Regions from separate parts of the Homo sapiens genome. Here region 2 is linked to region 1. A link is an interaction called in ENCODE POLR2A ChIA-PET data of the cell type or tissue named here. Cell type or tissue: A673. All regions are shown on one strand. Links, peaks and the distances in the headings refer to the core of each region. The heading gives the core; the rest is flanking DNA. Region 1 overlaps LOC105370787 (a long non-coding RNA gene). Region 2 overlaps BUB1B (BUB1 mitotic checkpoint serine/threonine kinase B).

What was found. Peaks named below come from ENCODE experiments on the same cell type or tissue, not always from the same donor. Only the 100,000 strongest peaks of a DNase experiment are listed, where the experiment ranks them.
Region 2: POLR2A ChIA-PET joins it to region 1 with 15 read pairs; 7 of 35 experiments call an interaction of 5 or more read pairs at or near these places.

The regions. Positions count from the first base shown.
Region 1 is chr15:40,072,918-40,081,601 of GRCh38, forward strand. LOC105370787 (a long non-coding RNA gene) reads right to left here. Exons shown (of 3, transcript NR_188231.1): 1 at 8,612-8,684; 2 at 5,741-5,884; 3 at 1,370-3,103. Among named protein-coding and RNA genes, the nearest start is that of BMF, 32 kb to the right of the region's middle. RefSeq lists an enhancer at 4,145-4,645. In A673, for the core only: no CTCF peak of the experiment used is centred there; DNase peaks (open chromatin) are centred at 4,284 and 4,564; H3K4me3 peaks cover 426 bases; H3K27ac peaks cover 5,606 bases.
Region 2 is chr15:40,171,401-40,179,400 of GRCh38, forward strand. BUB1B (BUB1 mitotic checkpoint serine/threonine kinase B) reads left to right here. Exons shown (of 23, transcript NM_001211.6): 5 at 5,077-5,273. LOC107984763 (a long non-coding RNA gene) reads right to left here. Exons shown (of 3, transcript XR_001751506.2): 3 at 492-3,084. Among named protein-coding and RNA genes, the nearest start is that of BUB1B, 14 kb to the left of the region's middle. In A673, for the core only: no CTCF peak of the experiment used is centred there; no DNase peak of the experiment used is centred there; H3K27ac peaks cover 996 bases.

The sequences.
Region 1 (8,684 bases), core at 397-8,396:
TGGGGCTGGAAGAACATTAGCACCTCTCATTAGGGCTCCCACAATACCCCATCTGAAAGAAGGTGATGGGTTGTTCATAACCCGCTTCTCCTGGAAACACTTTCTAGTGGCCGGGGACAAACGGGAATGTGTCGCCTCTGTGGCCTTTCTGTTGAAGCAGCTTAGCTGTCAACGCTATTCCCTGGGAAGAGCCTGGCATCCCAGGGGTCTCAGAACGGGCATCAGAGTTCAGAATGTATGACAATCACTCCCAGCCAATACCATCACTCTCCCAAATCAGGAGTTTCCAGTTCTCCCAAGGCATCAACTGTACCCTGACACCCTAGTGCAGTGCTAGGGAAGTGCGCATGTCCCATTAACATCACTCCTCCATCCGCTCCTCCGCCCCTCTTTCCTTCTCTATTAAAAGTGATAGGCTGGGCGCGGTGGCCCACGCCTGTAATCCCAGCACTTTGGGAGGCCGAGGCGGGCAGATCACTGTCAGGAGATCGAGACCATCTTGGCTAACACGGTGAAACCCCGTCTCTACTAAAAATACAAAAAATTAGCCGGGCGTGGTGGCGGGTGCCTGTAATCCCAGCTACACGGGAGGCTGAGGCAGGAGAATAGCGTGAACCTGGGAGGCGGAGCTTCCAGTGAGCCAAGATGGCGCCACTGCACTCCAACCTGGGGGACAGAGCGAGACTCCGTCTCAAAAAAAAAAAAAAAGATCCGCAGGACTTGAGAATAAAGAAGACTTGCCTGCTGTTTCCACCCACTAGAGAGCCCACCAGGCCCAGGGACAAGCCCAGGGCTCCAACTCTTCCCTTTTTTTTTTTTTTTTTTTTTTTTCCAGCAACGGGGCCTCATGATGTTGCCTAGGCTGGGCTCCAGCTCCTGGATTCAAGCAATCCTCCCACCTTGGCCTCTCAGTGTTTTGGGATTACAGGTGTGAGCCACCACGCCTGGTCTCAAGCCTTCGCTTTCGCAATCAGCACTAAAGGCAGCCAGAAATCAACCGTGCGCCACCCCCGACCTGAGAAACAAGTCTAAATGTGTCCGGAATTGGTGGGTTCTTAGTTTCACTGACTTCAAGAATGAAGCCGCGGACCCTCGCGGTGAGTGTTACAGCTCTTAAGGTAGCGCGTCTGAAGTCTGTCCCTTCTGATGTTCACACGTGTTCCGAGTTTTTTCCTTCTGGTGGGTTTGTGGTCTCGCTGGCTTAGGAGTGAAGCTGCAGACCTTCGCGGTGAGTGTTATACCTCTTAAGGCAGCGCGTCTGGAGTTGTTTGTTCCTCCCGGTGGGCTCGTGGTCTCAGGAGTGAAGCTGCAGATCTTCGCGGTGAGTGTTATAGCTTATAGCTCATAGACGCAGCGTGGACCCAAAGAGTGAGCAATAGCAAGATTTATTGCAAAGACCGAAAGAACACAGCTTCTATCAGCCTGGAAGGGGACCCGAGCGGGTTGCCAATGCTGGCTTGGGCAGCCTGCTTTTATTCTCTTATCTGGCCCCACCCACATCCTGCTGATTGGTAGAGCCGAGTGGCCTGTTTCGTCAGGGCGCTGATTGGTGCGTTTACAATCCCTGAGCTAGATACAAAGGTTCTCCACGTCCCCATTAGATTAGTTAGGTACAGAGTTTCCACACACAGGTTCTCCAAGGCCCCACCAGAGCAGCTAGATACAGAGTGTCGATTGGTGCACTCACAAACCTTGAGCTAAACACAGGGTGCTGATTGGTGTGTTTACAATCCCTGAGCTAGATATAAAGACTCTCCACGTCCCCACCAGACTCAGGAGCCCAGCTGGTTTCACCTAGTGGATCCCGCAATGGGGCTGCAGGTGGAGCTGCCTACCAGTCCTGCGCCGTGCGCTCGCATTCCTCAGCCCTTGGGTGGTCGATGGGACTGGGCGCCGTGGAGAAGGGGGCGGCATTCGTCGGGGAGGCTCGGGCCGCACAGGAGCCTACGGAGGGGGTGGGAGGCTCAGGCATGGCGGGCTGCAGGTCCCGAGCCCTGCCCCGCGGGAAGGCAGCTAAGGCCCAGCGAGAAATCGAGCACAGCACCGGTGGGCCGGCACTGCTGGGGGACCGAGTACACCCTCCGCAGCCGCTGGCCTGGGTGCTAAGTCCCCCATTGCCCGGGGCCAGCAGGGCTGGCTGGCTGCTCCGAGTGCGGGGCCCACCAAGCCCACGCCCACCTGGAACTCCAGCTGGCCCACAAGGCCGCACGCAGCCCCGGTTCCCACTCGTGCCTCTCCCTCCACACCTCCCTGCAAGCTGAGGGAGTGGGCTCCGGCCTTGGCCAGCCCAGAAAGGGGCTCCCACAGTGCAGTGGGGGCTGAAGGGCTCCTCAAATGCCACCAAAGTGGGAGCCCAGGCAGGGGAGGTGCCGAGAGCAAGCGAGGGCTCTGAGGACTGCCAGCAGGCTGTCACCTCTGATAAATAGGTAGGACCGTAAGCAAGCCAGAAGCCCAGGTGAACAGTGGGCCCGGAGCCAACAGGAACTCGCTCTGAAACTCCAAATCCCAAAAGAGTAGAGGGGCTGGTTTCCATAAAGGCCGCAAAGTAAACCTTGTGGAGAAGACTCCAGTGGCTCTGGAGAAAGGGGGAAGCAACGTGGGGCAGCAGAAGGGCAGAGGACAAATGAGTCAGCAAAAATGACTTCCTACCTCCCAAAGGGGAGGGGGTTGAGGACGGGAATTTCCAGTAAGAAAGACTGGCAAGATCCTGGGTAAAAGCTGAAAGGGAAAGAGGTACACGGGGCAGGAAAATAACACCATTGGAATGAAAATGGTTCCCCTGCAGTCTAGTGATAGGAGAAGGAGGGAATTGAGTGAGTTGGGGTATCTTAGCCATCTCGGCCAATCGCGTGGCACTACAGCACTGGGACTTTCTTGGCAGAATGAATACACAGGGGCTTAGAGGCATGTGCTGCTACTGAGGGGAGCACCAAGTGAGAAATGGAAAAGACCAGGAGAGTGGTGAACGGCCTCACGCTCACTTGACTTCACTCATGCAGAAGGGCTGCGGGAGCAAGATGGAAGTCCTGACTGACGATCCACACTCTGGGTCTTCAGGGAAGTGTCAGCCTCAGAGCTGCGGTCAGTGCGTGGAGCCGGCTACCTGTTGGGGAAGAAGAACTTAAGGTAGCTCCTTACCTCACACGTGCTAGTTAGGCTAAATAATTATTATTTTTGAAAGGAAGCAATTTAAAAAGAAAGAAACGAGAAGAATGTATAGGTAAAGACTTGAAAAAAAAAATATATATATATATATATAGTCAAGACAGGGTCTTGCCATGCTGCCCAGACCAGAGTGCAGTGGCTATTCACAGGCATGATCATGGTGTGCTACAGCCTTAAACTCCTGGGCTCAGGTGATCCTCCTGACTAAGCTTCTCAAGTAGCTGGGACCACAAGTGCATTCCACTGCGTCCAGCCTTCTTGAACATTTTTATATGAAAAGTTATATAAGCATAAATGCAACAGAAGTCACAAAGGAAGGCTTGATTTGGCTGCATTGAAAAAAATTTGTGACTCGAAGTGAAATTGTAAGACAAATAGCAGTTTATAAAGAATTCTCGTAGACAATAAAATACTAATTCCAAAAGTTAAAAACAGCCAAATACTAAGGAAGAGACAACTCGCAGAAGAAACAATGGCAATTAAGTATTTAAATATTTCTTACTAATTTAGAAAATAAGAAAGTGAAAGTTAAACAATGAAATGTCTCATTCTGGGTGGACATTGTAGCTCATGGCTGTAATCCCAGCGAATGGGGAGGTAGAGGTGGGAGGATCGCTTGAGCCCAGGAGTTCTAGACCAGTTTGAGCAACATAGCTGGTCTCTACAAAATAAAAAATAAAAAATAAAAAATTAGCGCAGGGCACAGTGGCTCACGCCTGTAATCCCAGCACTTTGGGAGGCCGAGGCGAGCGGATCACGAGGTCAGGAGATAGAGACCATCCTGGCTAACACACGGTGAAAGCCCGTCTCTACTAAAAATACAAAAAAAAAAAAAAAAAAAAAAAAAATTAGCCAGACATAGTGGCTGGCGCCTGTAGTCCCAGCTACTGTGCTCGGGAGGCTGAGGCAGGAGAATGGCGTGAACCCGGGAGGCGGAGCTTGCAGTGAGCCGAGATCGCGCCGCTGCACTCCAGCCTGGGAGAAAGAGCAAGACTCCATCTCAAAAAAAAAATAAAATAAAATTAGCAAGCGTGTTGGTGCACGCCTGTAGTCCCAGATACTTGGCGGTGGAGGGGTGGCGGAAGGGGGCGGGCTGTTTGAGCCCAGGAGCTCAGGAGGTCAAGGCTGCAGTGAGCCATGATCGTGCCACTATGCTCCAGCCTGGGCGACAGAGTGATACCTTGTGTCAAAAAAAAAGAAAGAGAAAGAGGGAGGGAGGGAGGGAGGGAGGGATGGAGGGAAGGAAGGAAGGAAGGAAGGAAGGAAGGAAGGAAGGAAGGAAGGAAAGAAGGAAGGAAGGAGAAAGAAGGAAAAAGAAAGTCCCTTTTCACTCGTAAAATTAGCAAAATAAAAATGTTTCAGGCTGGCCATGTTGGCTCACAGCTGTATTCCCAGCACTAGATGGAAACGTGGTGATTTAGGATCCAGGTTCTGTTTAGCTCAATAAGCTAGACGTCCTCCCCTGAGGAGGGAAGACGGCTTGAACCCAAGAGGTCGAAGCTGCCGTGAGCTATGATTGTGCCATTGCAGCCTGGGCAACAGAGTGAGACCTGTCTCAAAAAAAAAACAAAAAAAGTTTCAAATGATAATACAGTTGACCCTTGAACAAGGGTTTGAACTGCGTGAGTCCACTTATGTGCATGCTTTTTTTTGTTGTTTTTTTTTTTTTTTTTTTTTTTTTGGTTTTTTTGTTTTTTGAGACAGGGTCTCACTCTGTCACCCAGGCTGGAATTCAGTGGCACGATCATGGCTCACTGCAGCCTCAACCTCCCTGGGCTCAGGTGATTTCCCACCTCAGCCTCCCGAGTAGCTGGGACTACAGGCACGTGCCACCATGCCCAGCTAATTTTTATATATTTTTTGTAGACACAAGGTTTCACCATGTTGCCCAGGCTAGTCTCAAACTCCTGGGCTCGAGGAATCCTCCTGCCTTGGCCTCCCAAAATGCTGGGATTACAGTCATGAGCCATGGTGCTCAGCCCAGATTTTTTTCAATAAAAGTTACACCAGGTGTGCCTGCCTCTCCTGCCTCCCGTGCCTCCCCTTCTACGAACTCCTTCATCTCTACTGCCTCTGCCACTCCTAAGACAGCAAGACCTACCCCTCTCTTCCTCCTCCTCAGCCTATTCAATGTGAAGATGATGAGAATGAAGATTTTGATGACGATCCACTTCCACATAATGAATACTAAATATATGTTTTCTTCCTTATGATTTTCTTAATAACATCTTCTTTGCTCTAGTTTATTGTAAGAACACAGAATATAATACATATAACACACACAATATGTGTGAATCGACTATGTTATCACTACGGCTTTTGTCAACAGTAAGCTATTAGTAGTTAAGTTTTGGAGGAGTCAAAAGTTATATATATGAATTTTCAACTAATGGGGGTGGGGGTGGTCAGTGCCCCTAATCCCAACATTGTTCAAGGGTCGACTGTACTGTATTCAATTTTGGTGACCTTGTGTTAGGTGGGACTCTCATATACTGTAAACAAAAGTGTAAAATGATAAAAACTTTCTGGAAGACAATTTAGGGACAGGTATCAAAGGCTTTTGAGAAATTCATACCCTTGTATCCAGAGATGGTTAGCAGTCCACTTATCATGCTTCCTTCCATAGTGTGCAGGTGATGCAGGGAAGTGGCTGCCCAGACAGGGACCATATTCCTCAGTTCTCCTTGCCGTAGGTGTGGCACCATGCCACCAGCCCTTGCTAATGAAAAATGAATGGAGGCAGTGTGTGTTGCTTCCAAGCTGACACGGTAAAGATGTGCCTCCTCCACCCTCTCTTTCTCTGTGTATAGTGGCTTTTCAAGGTACACGCTGAAGACAGCAGAGTGACAAGCTAGATGGAACCTGGATCCTAAATCACCATGTTAAAGGCCACCCACCAAATACTCAACATTGAACAGCTCTGTGAGTGAGAAATAAACTTTTATTGTGTGAAGTCTTTGAGGTTTGGGGCCTTATGTATTATAGCAATTTGTGTTGCTTACTGTGACCCAGAAATTGCACTTCTAGGAATGTTTCCTAAAGAAATAATCCAAGATTCAAAGACTGATAGAATCTGAGAACAATGGACAAAACCCGAAATGGCTATAATCACAATGAATGCTGCAAAGGGCTCTGAAACATGGGAATGGAAACTGAACAGCAGAGGACAGAAAATAAATTACAAAATTGCTCAGTAGTACAAATACAGTATTTGTGATGGGAATTAAGAACAATAGTTGAAAAGAAAATAAAAACCTGATCAGCAAGCCTGGTGTTTAATAAGTGTATACACTGACCCATTTGCACAAACATTTTGGAATAGATTGGTGAATGGATCCTGGCATGGAAATACTTTGTTAATTGTGATCAGAGGGTTATCAGCTCTTTTTCTCTAAGAAATTATTTGACATATGATTAAATTGCCAAGGTCTCTTCTACCTTTTATATATAGATTTTTCCAGCCCAAGTCCCCTAACATTATTGTTTTCATAACTCTGAAGGCTTTTCTTCTCCTCTTCATAGCTGATCCTTCTCACCATTCTCCCTGGCCTCAGGCAGTGATGGTAATATGGGTAACGTAAGTGCTACTACCAGAAATTATGTTAAAAATGTATTATGGGCTGGACATGGTGGCTCACACCTGTAATTCCAGCACTTTGGGAGGCCGAGGCGGGCAGATCACTTGAGGTCAGGAGTTCGAGACCAGCATGGCCAACATGGTAAAACCCCGTATCTTCTAAAAATACAGAAATTAGCCGGGCATGATAGCAGGCGCCTGTAATCCCAGCTACTTGGGGGGCTGAGGCAGGAGAATCACTTGAACCCAGGAAGCAGAAGTTGCAGTGAGCCAAGAATGCGCCACTGCACTCCAGCCTGGGTGACAGAGCAAGACCCCATCTCAAAAAAATATACATATGTGTGTATGTATATGTGTATGTATATATATATATATATTTTTAAATATGTTTATACTTTCAAATTACTTTCACATATATTGCCACTATTTTGGATAATTGTAATCTCTATGTCAAATAGCATCTTTCAGACTGGTGAGTCATATATATACCACAGTTGATTTTCAAGGTTTTATCTTTCAGTTTTTGAAATAGTAATCTCTAATATGGACACAAAATGTAAAGAGAAAAAAAATTGTTCCTCTTTGACTACTATATTATTCAGGATAGGCCAGGGTATGCTGCAGTAATAAAGCAACCCCCAAATTTCAGTGGACACAAAAAAACATTGACTTCTCTCTCTGCTGCATGTTCATTCCAGGTTGGCAGGGACATGGTTCCACATAGTCACTTAAGGACACAGGATGAAAAAGGCTATTTCATTTTGTAGTTGTGCTATTGGAACAAGGGGCCTCTTCAATCACTGGAACAAGGAAAGAGGAAAGTAAAGAAGGGCACGTGGGTATTTTCTGTCTTAGCCCAGAGGTGATCTGCATCATTTCTGCTTATATTTCATTGTCTGGAACTTGTCAAATGGTTCACCTAATATACAGGACTAAATACAATGTTTAGCAAGCATCACTGTCTCTAGTTACTTCTCTCATTCTGTCTACCATTTCTTTTCTGGGGCTGACTGTTTTCTACTTATCTTTGCACATATATGACAGTCTAACTTTCTGAAATTGTGCTAGATAAGGGACATCAAATATGTGAGGTTGTTTCCTCCTCCCATGCCCAGTAGACATTGCTCTTTGGTCATGGTACTCTTTTGGGCTAAGCCTGGATGTAGCATCAGAAACCTTCCCAATACAGCTGGCTGCCAGTTTCTCATTATCGCTAGAGATGAAACTTATTTGTCATCCCCTGCCTAAGGAATTCCACTAGCCCCGAGGACGTGGAACTGACTTGCTTGATTCTAATCTACACTACTCCATTACTTTCTTCAGGGATGGACATGAGACTAGCAGGCACCTGACCAATTCTGTTATCTGTACTGTTCACAAATACCTAATCTCGGGACTCCAGAGTTACCATCATTTTGGGGCTCTGGTATTTTCCCTTCCACTGTCTGCCACTTTGATCAGGGCAAGAACAATCAAAGGAAACTTGACTTCCTTTACGGCTAACATGGGCTACTACCCATAAACTGGGAGAGAGAAAAAAAAAAAAGAAGAAGAAGAAGAAGAAGAAAAGAAAAAGGAAACTTTAGGGTAAAAACAAAAACACAAGTCTTCCCCAACCAGAACTTTGAAATGGATTGGCCCAGCCCTCCTCTCCAGAAGCCTCCACAGTTTCACAGGTCATTCCCCAAACCCAGGAAAGGGAATATTTCTTTCCCATCCTCAGTGACATGAAGCAAAGAGAATAGCCCTTTGAAAAATAATTTTTTTTTAAACTTAAAAAAGAAAATGTCACTTTCCTTAAGGGTTAAACAAAGTAGGCTATCAGGAAAATCTAGAATGTTCTTCCCCTCAGCCATGAAAACTGCTCACCATTTTCTGTTTCTTGCAAGCTTTATCCCGAGCCCCACCGGGGGTCTCTGGTAAGAGATACTTTAGAAAATAG
Region 2 (8,000 bases), core at 1-8,000, 98 kb after region 1:
CCAGGTGTGGTGGCACAGCACCTGTAGTCCCAGCTACTCAGGAGGCTGAGGTGGGAGGGTCGCTTGAGCCCGGGACGTCCAGACTACAGTGAGCTGAGATTGCACCACTGTCCGCCAGCCCAAGTGACAGAGCAAGATCCTGTCTCAAAAAAACAACCAAAACAGAAAAACATAATTGGGCCATTCAACTGTACTGGAGGAGGAGGTGCAGGAGCTAACATTTGGCAGCAGTGTGGTTGTTTGGGGAAAAACTTCCCTCTGTGATTCTGGTATCCCTTTCACTCCTTTATGAAAGTCATCAACACAAAGAAGTGATATTTTAGTTTTTTATTGGTCTTTGGACTTTTTTCACCTAGTATATTGCTACAGCCAAAAATGTCTGCCTCAGCTGGGCATGGTGGCTCATGCCTGTAATCCCAGCACTACTTTGTACTGTCTTACTTGACATGTAGGAAAAACATATTTTTTATTAAAAAAATGACCACCGTTTGTTAGACATTAATATTACTGCTTTTATTCTAAAATAAATTTAAAAAAATAAACAATAAATATTTGGAATTATTTACAACCACCACAATATGATGAAATATTGACATTAAAACTGATAAGATTTCTTACTAAAATAAATCTCTTGGCATTAAAACTGATAAGATTTCTTAATAAAATAAAGTAAGAAATAAATTTCTTACTAAAATAAAGAAATAAATTTCTTACTAAAATAAAGTAATAAAGTAAGAAATAAATTTCTTACTAAAAGTAATAAAGTAAGAAATAAATTTCTTACTAAAATAAAGTAATAAAGTAAGAAATAAATTTCTTACTAAAATAAAGTAATAAAGTAAGAAATAAATTTCTTACTAAAGTCTTAAGGAGGACTGATTTTAAACTTCCAATACAGTTGACCCTTGAACAACACAGGGCTTAGGTGTGCCCACCCCTCACCCAGTTGAAAGTCTGCATATAACTTTTGGCCCCCAAAATTATTAATAGCCTACTGTTGACCAGACGCCTTACCAATAACATAAAGTTGATGAACACATAGTTTGTATGCCATATGTATTATATCTTTTTTTTTACAACAATCTTAGCTAGAGAAAAGAAAATGTTATTAAGAAAATTATAAGGAAGAGAATGTATATTTAATAGTCATTAAGTGGATGATTGTAAAGATCTTCATCCTCGTCTTCACATTGAGTAGGCTGCGGAGGAAGAAAACGGGTTCGTCTTGCTGTCTCACGGGTGGCAGAGATGGAAGAAAATCTGTATATGTGAACCTATGCAGTTCAGACCTGTGTTGTTCAAGGGTCAACTGTAGTTACAAGTATAGAAAATTAGGTAAATCCTGAAGCCATGAGGTATCTTGATTTCCTCAGGACATTCGACAAATATTTTTACATCCTTAGTGAAAGGTTGGAGAAATTACCCTATGGATATTAGTTACAGAAACTTATAATGAAGAATGGCACCCAAAGAATGCTAAACAGATTTGTTAGCCTGGAGTCTGTGGACCCTGGTGGTGTAACAATGGATTTTGTCCTTCATTTGTCACTAGCCTAAATAATATCTTTACATGTAATTTATTATAAGATTGGAGACTGGGTGTGGTGGCTCCCACCTGTAATCCCAGCACTTTGGGAGGCCAAGGTAAGTGTATCATCTGAGGTTAGGAGTTCGAGACCAACCTGGCCAACATGGTGAAACCTCATCTCTACTAAAAATACAAAAAATGCAAAAATTAGCCGCACGTGGTGGTGCGCACATGTAATCCCAGTTACTCGGGAGGCTGAGGCAGGAGAATCGCTTGAACCCAGGAGACAGAGGTTGCATGAACTGAGATCATGCCACTGTACTCCAGCCTGGGCGACAGAGCGAGACTCAGTCTCAGAAAAAAAGATAAAAAAAAAAAAAAAAAAAAAAGATTGGACTAGCTGCACCTCTAAAGTGACTTTTAATCCCAGGATTCTATGATTATATTTAATTGGAGTTGTTAAAAGTAACAATTAATTAGAATAATTTATCTGTTTATTTTTGATAACCTGGTGCTTGTACTGAAGAAGAATAATATCATGAAGTAAAAAGCATAATCTAGATCAGTGCTACTGAAAGAAGGGTTTGCATACTGTTTGAGATAAGTTCAAAAATTGAAAGTGAGCTTTTGGAAACTTTGGTAACAATTTGATATTGCCGGGACATCCAAGCACATCATCATTCTTTGAGTAACTTCTGTTTTTATTGTACTTTATATCAGTCCATAATGGAACACACACATACACACAATAAAACTGGCCCCTTCGCCACAGATTTTTTGAGAAGCACGGGTATAGACAACCATCAAATTCAAATGATCAGCACTAGAATGATCAGCAATAATCTGAACTTTGTATGTGGCTAACGAGGTACATATTAAACTATTGCTTTTTCTTTGTGGGTCTGGTCAAGAGGAGTAACAGATGAATTCTTCACACTACTTTCTTTCGCTTTGCAGAAGGATTTCTCCAGTCAGTTATTTTATGTGACTCCTACAGTCTAGCTAAGGAAAAAATTGTTTCTGGAAAACTTCTGGTATTTTTATTTAAAGGTATAAAATTATTTTAGTTTGGCAATTTAAGGGTTACCAAAAAAAAGGTTTATTTAACTTTTAGATCTATTAATCTAACCATATAGTCCTTTTATTTATGTTATTTCTTAAGTGATCTTATTCAGCACTCTGAATAACCTGATCTTTACTGGCTGTCCCACGCACAAGAACACCAGAACCATTCAGAAAGCTCTCAAAATAGTGAAATCAATGTTAAGCTATATTTATGTAGTGACAGATATCAAAGACTGGATCTTATGCTGGTAGCACATTCAGAGTTATAACTTTTCTTGAAACACCACCACATATGAGAAAACATCACTAATTTAAATAAGCAAGAAAAATCCATTTACTGAATTACTGCAAAATTAAACTATAAAATACTAATTATTTTTGTTAAAGATATAAATAAAACATTCCATTTATTTAGCATTTGTTGTACTAGACCATGATTAAGGGCTGGCATATCATAGCAATGTCTTCTGAGTTTGTAGAGCTTAGTTTATCTGAAAGACAAATATGAAGCCATTAATTGTAACTGTAACAGAGAGAAAATTACGAGTTCTATAGGAACAAATACAAGACGGACTTAACCTGGGCTAGACAATTAGGAACAGATAAATAGGAGATATTTGGTAAAGTAACAAATGGTAGCTTCTCTAGTAGTAACAGAACTCCTAACTAGAACATTGAAATGCTATTTTTGACCAGGCATGGTGGCTCACACCTGTAATCCCAGCACTTTGGGAGGCCGAGGTGGGTGGATCACCAGGTCAAGAGATGGAGACCATCCTGGCCAATATGGTGAAACCCCATCTCTACTAAAAATACAAAAATTAGCCAGCCGTGGTGGCGGGCGCCTATAGTCCCAGCTACTCGGGAGGCTGAGGCAGGAGGATCACTTGAACCTGGGAGGCGGAAGTTGCAGTGAGGCGAGATCGCGCCGCTGCACTCCAGCCTGGGCGACAGAGTGAGACTCTGTCTCAAAAAAAAGGAAAAAAAATGCTATTTTTATGTGAATTTAGGGATTGTTTTTAATAGCTTCTAATGCTGATTAGAGTCTGGTGGAATGAGTATTTTTGCGAATTATTAAATTTTAGCATTAACAATTTTTACAACCTTCTCAGAAAGCAATTTGTTACCTTTTAACATAGTTCTAGGAATTTCTCTTAAGGGAATAATGTAAAATGTGAAAGGTTGTATGCATGAAGTTATTTTTTATAGAATTATTTATAATTGGGCAAAATTAGAAGTTGTTTAAATATCCAGAAGTAGATGAACAATTAAATTATGGAAGCTCTATTAGATGAAACATGATGCATTCATTTAAAAATAATAGTGAAAAGAATTCGAGGTTGCAGTGAGCTATGATTGCGTCACTGCAGTCCAGCCTGGGCAACAGAGCAAGACCTTGTCTGTAGAAATAAAAAAAAATTAAAAATAATGGTTAAGTGTAAGCAGCAGCGTGGAAAAGTGAATGATGCAGTATTATAGTGGAATAAAAGCAAATTTTATTATGATCAAAACTTTATAAGATAATACATATCCTTTCATCCTTAAGGGAAAAAAGACTGAAAAAATTTATCAAAATGTTTGTGATGTGAGGTTTTTAGTGATATTTTCCTCCCTCTTGCTAATAGAATTATCTACATTGTATATGGTCTCATAATGTCCCTTCTAAAACACAGATTTGACTATGTCATTCCTTTGCTTATCGCTCACCCACCCTAACACATACAACAATTACTATTAGGCAGATTCAAAATTGATTAGCTTGATATTCAAGACCTATCACAGCCTTTTTCTCCAGACAACTATCTAGCCTGGACCCCTACATAACTTTTAATTTTCTGTATCTTTGCTTATGCTATTTTCTCTGGCTGAAATACCCTTCCCTTCCCATTTTCCACCTGATAAAAGTCCATTTCTCCTTCAGGGCTAAGCTCAAATGTTAACCCCTTCCTCCCCCCTTTTTTTAATTTTCTTTAGAGACAGGGTCTCACTCTGTCACCCAGGCTAGAATGCAGTGGCACCATCATAGTTCACTGCAGCCTCAAACTCTTGGGCTCAAGTGATTCTCCTGCCCCAGCCTCCTGGGTAGCTAGGACTACAGGCGCCTTCCACCATGCCCAGCTAAAGTTTTAAATTTTGTTGTAGAGACAGGGTCTTGTTATGTTGCCCAGGCTTGTCTCAAACTCCTAACCTCAAGCGATCCTCCTACTCCTACCTCGGCCTCACAAAGTGCTGTAATTACAGGCAGAAGCGACTGCACCTGGCTTATTACTCCTTCTTGAAGCCTTTACTCTCCAACTCTTCTTACAAATCGCTCAGTTTTGCCTCTTTTTTAGGTCCTCCCAGTATGGTCCTTATCACATTGTAATAATAGATTTTTTTTTCAATACAGGAATTGCATGTAGTATCTCCAGTGATTGTTTGGCAACTAATAGGCATTCAATACGTGAGTAGAAATTGGTTAACTGTTAACACTTCTGTTACAGGGGCGTTTATGCAATGAGCCTTTGGATATGTACAGTTACTTGCACAACCAAGGGATTGGTGTTTCACTTGCTCAGTTCTATATCTCATGGGCAGAAGAATATGAAGCTAGAGAAAACTTTAGGAAAGCAGATGCGATATTTCAGGAAGGGATTCAACAGAAGGCTGAACCACTAGAAAGACTACAGTCCCAGCACCGGTAAACTTTCTTTGGAGCTTGTCTTAACTCTAAAAATAATAGAAATAAATTATCTCTTTTTTGCATCTGAATAAAGTGCTTTCTGGTGGATTGGCATGTTAAGTTTACTTAGTTACTATTCAATTTTTTTAAAGATATATTTTAAAAATTTTATTTATCATAGAGTAAAATCCACTCTTTGGTATATGGTACTAGGAGTAAAAAGACTTGTGATCATCATCATTAACAAGATACAGAATAATTTCACACCCCCCAAAAGAATTCCCTTTGTAATTAGTACCTATGCTGAACCCAAACCCCTGGCAAACACTGATTTATTCTCCAGCCTGTGGTTTTGCCTTTTCCAGACTGCCATATAAATGGAATCGTATAATATATAGCCTTTTGAGTTTGGCCTGTTTGATTTAGCATAATGCATTTGAGTTGTAAAAGTTCTTTATAGATTGTAAGTATAAGCCTTTGTCAGATATGTGATTTGAAAATATTTTCTCTCAGCTTAAGCCTGGTCTGTTCATTTTCTTAACTGTCTTTTTTAGAACAGAAGTTTTTAATTTTAAAGAAGTCTAATTTACAAGTTTTTCTTGTATGGATCGTGCTTTTGATGTTGTGTCTGAGAATTTTTTGTCTAGCCAAAGATTGTTACAGAGATTTTCATCTTCAAGTTTTCATCTTCAAGTTTTATAATTTCACTTTTTACATTTAGATCCCTGATCCATTTTGAGTTAATTTTTGTAGAGGATAGAGGTTAAGGTTCTTTTTTAGCATATTAATGTTCATTTGTTCCAATGCCAATTGTTGAAAAGACTAACCTTTCTCCATTGAATTGCCTTTATACCTTGATTTTTAAAAAATCAGTTGATCATATTCATGTAGGTTTATTTCTATTATTCTATTTTTTCTACCGATGTACGTGTCTATCCATTAGTGTTTACCATGCTATCTAGATTACTATACCTTTTATAGTAAGTCTAGAAATCAGATAAAATGAGTCCTCTAACTTTATTCTTATATTTAACTCTGGTAGTTCATTTGACTTTCTATATAAGTTTTAGAATCAGCTTTCTGGGATTTTGATTAGGATTATACAGGAATATGGTATAATTCTCCATTTATTTAGGCTTTTTTTTTTTTAAGTAAACTTTGGTAGATTTTTGTCTTTCAAGGAATTGATCCATTCATCCAAGTTAATGAGTTTGTGGGCATAGAGTTGTTCATAATATTCCCTTATTATGCTTTTAATGTCTGTAGGTTATATAGTGATTCTCCCTTTCTCCTGATACTGGTAATTTATGTCTTCTCAGTCTGGCTTGGATATCAATTTTACTGATTGTTTTAGAAAACCAGCTTTTGGGTTCATTTCATTGATTTTTTTTTTTTTTCTCTTAATGATTTTCTGTTCTTAATTTTATTTCTGCACTTTATTTCTTCCCGCTTGCTTTGGATATAACTTGCTCTTCTTTTTGTAGTTTAAGGTGAAAGCCTAGATCACTGATTCTAGACCTTTCTCTTTTTCTAATATAAGCATTTAATGCTCTAAATTCCCTTCTAAGCACTGCTTTAGTTGTATCCCACAAGTTGTGATATACTGTATTTTCATTTTAATTTAGTTCAAAATATTTTCTAGCTTACCCCGTGTCTTCCTTTTGACCCATGAGTTACTTAGAAGTGTATTACTTCAGTTAGGAAGTGTTTTTGGATTTTTCAGATATCTCTGTTATTGATATCTAGTTTAATTCCATAGTGGTCAGAGAACATAAGGTATATGGTTTCAAGTCTTAAATTTGTTAAGGTTTGTTTTATCACCCAGATTATGGTTTATCTTGGTGAATGCTTCATGTACACTTGAAAAATATGTGTATTCTGTTTTTTAGAGTGTAATATTCTGTAAATATAATTTAGGGCAAGTTGACTGGTAGTCTGTTCTGGTCTTCTGTATCATTGATGACTTTCTGTCTACTTGTTATATCAATTACTAAGAAGGGTTTTGAAGCCTCTTTGTGATTTTGTCTATTTCTTTTAGTCCCATCAGTTTTGCCTAATATATTTTGAAGTTCTTTTAGATGCATAAACATTTAGAATTGACCCCTGTATCATTATATAATGTCTCCCTTTATCCCTGATAATACTCCTTATTCAGAAGTCTACCTGGTCTGATATTAGTACAGCTATTCCAGCTTCCTTTTTGTTTGCATGATACATCTTTTCCCTTTCTTTACTTTTTAAAAACCACATTAAAAAAAAACCACTCTTAGAGTTGTATAATCATCATTACAATCTAATTTTAGAACATTTTTAACACCCTAAAATGAACCCCATGCCCATTAGCAGTCACTCTCCATTCCTACTTACCTCGCTCCTAGGCAACCACTACTCTGCTTTTTGTCTCTATGGATTTGCTTATTCTGGACATTTTAGTTAAATGGAATCCTACAATACATGGTCTTTTGTGATTGGCTTCTTTTACTTAGCATACTATTTCCTTTTTTTTTTTCCAGGGAGGGAAGGGTGGAACAGGGATTTTCAGCATACTGTTTTCAAGGTTCATCATAAATGAACATAGTTGTGACATGTATCAGTACTTTATTCCTGTTTATTGCCGAATGATATTCCATCATATGAATATTATTTATCCATTCATCAGTTAGTGAACATTTAGGTTGTTTGCACCTTCTGGCTATTACAAAATAATACTGTTATATTTGCGTAACAGGTTTTTGTGTCATTTTC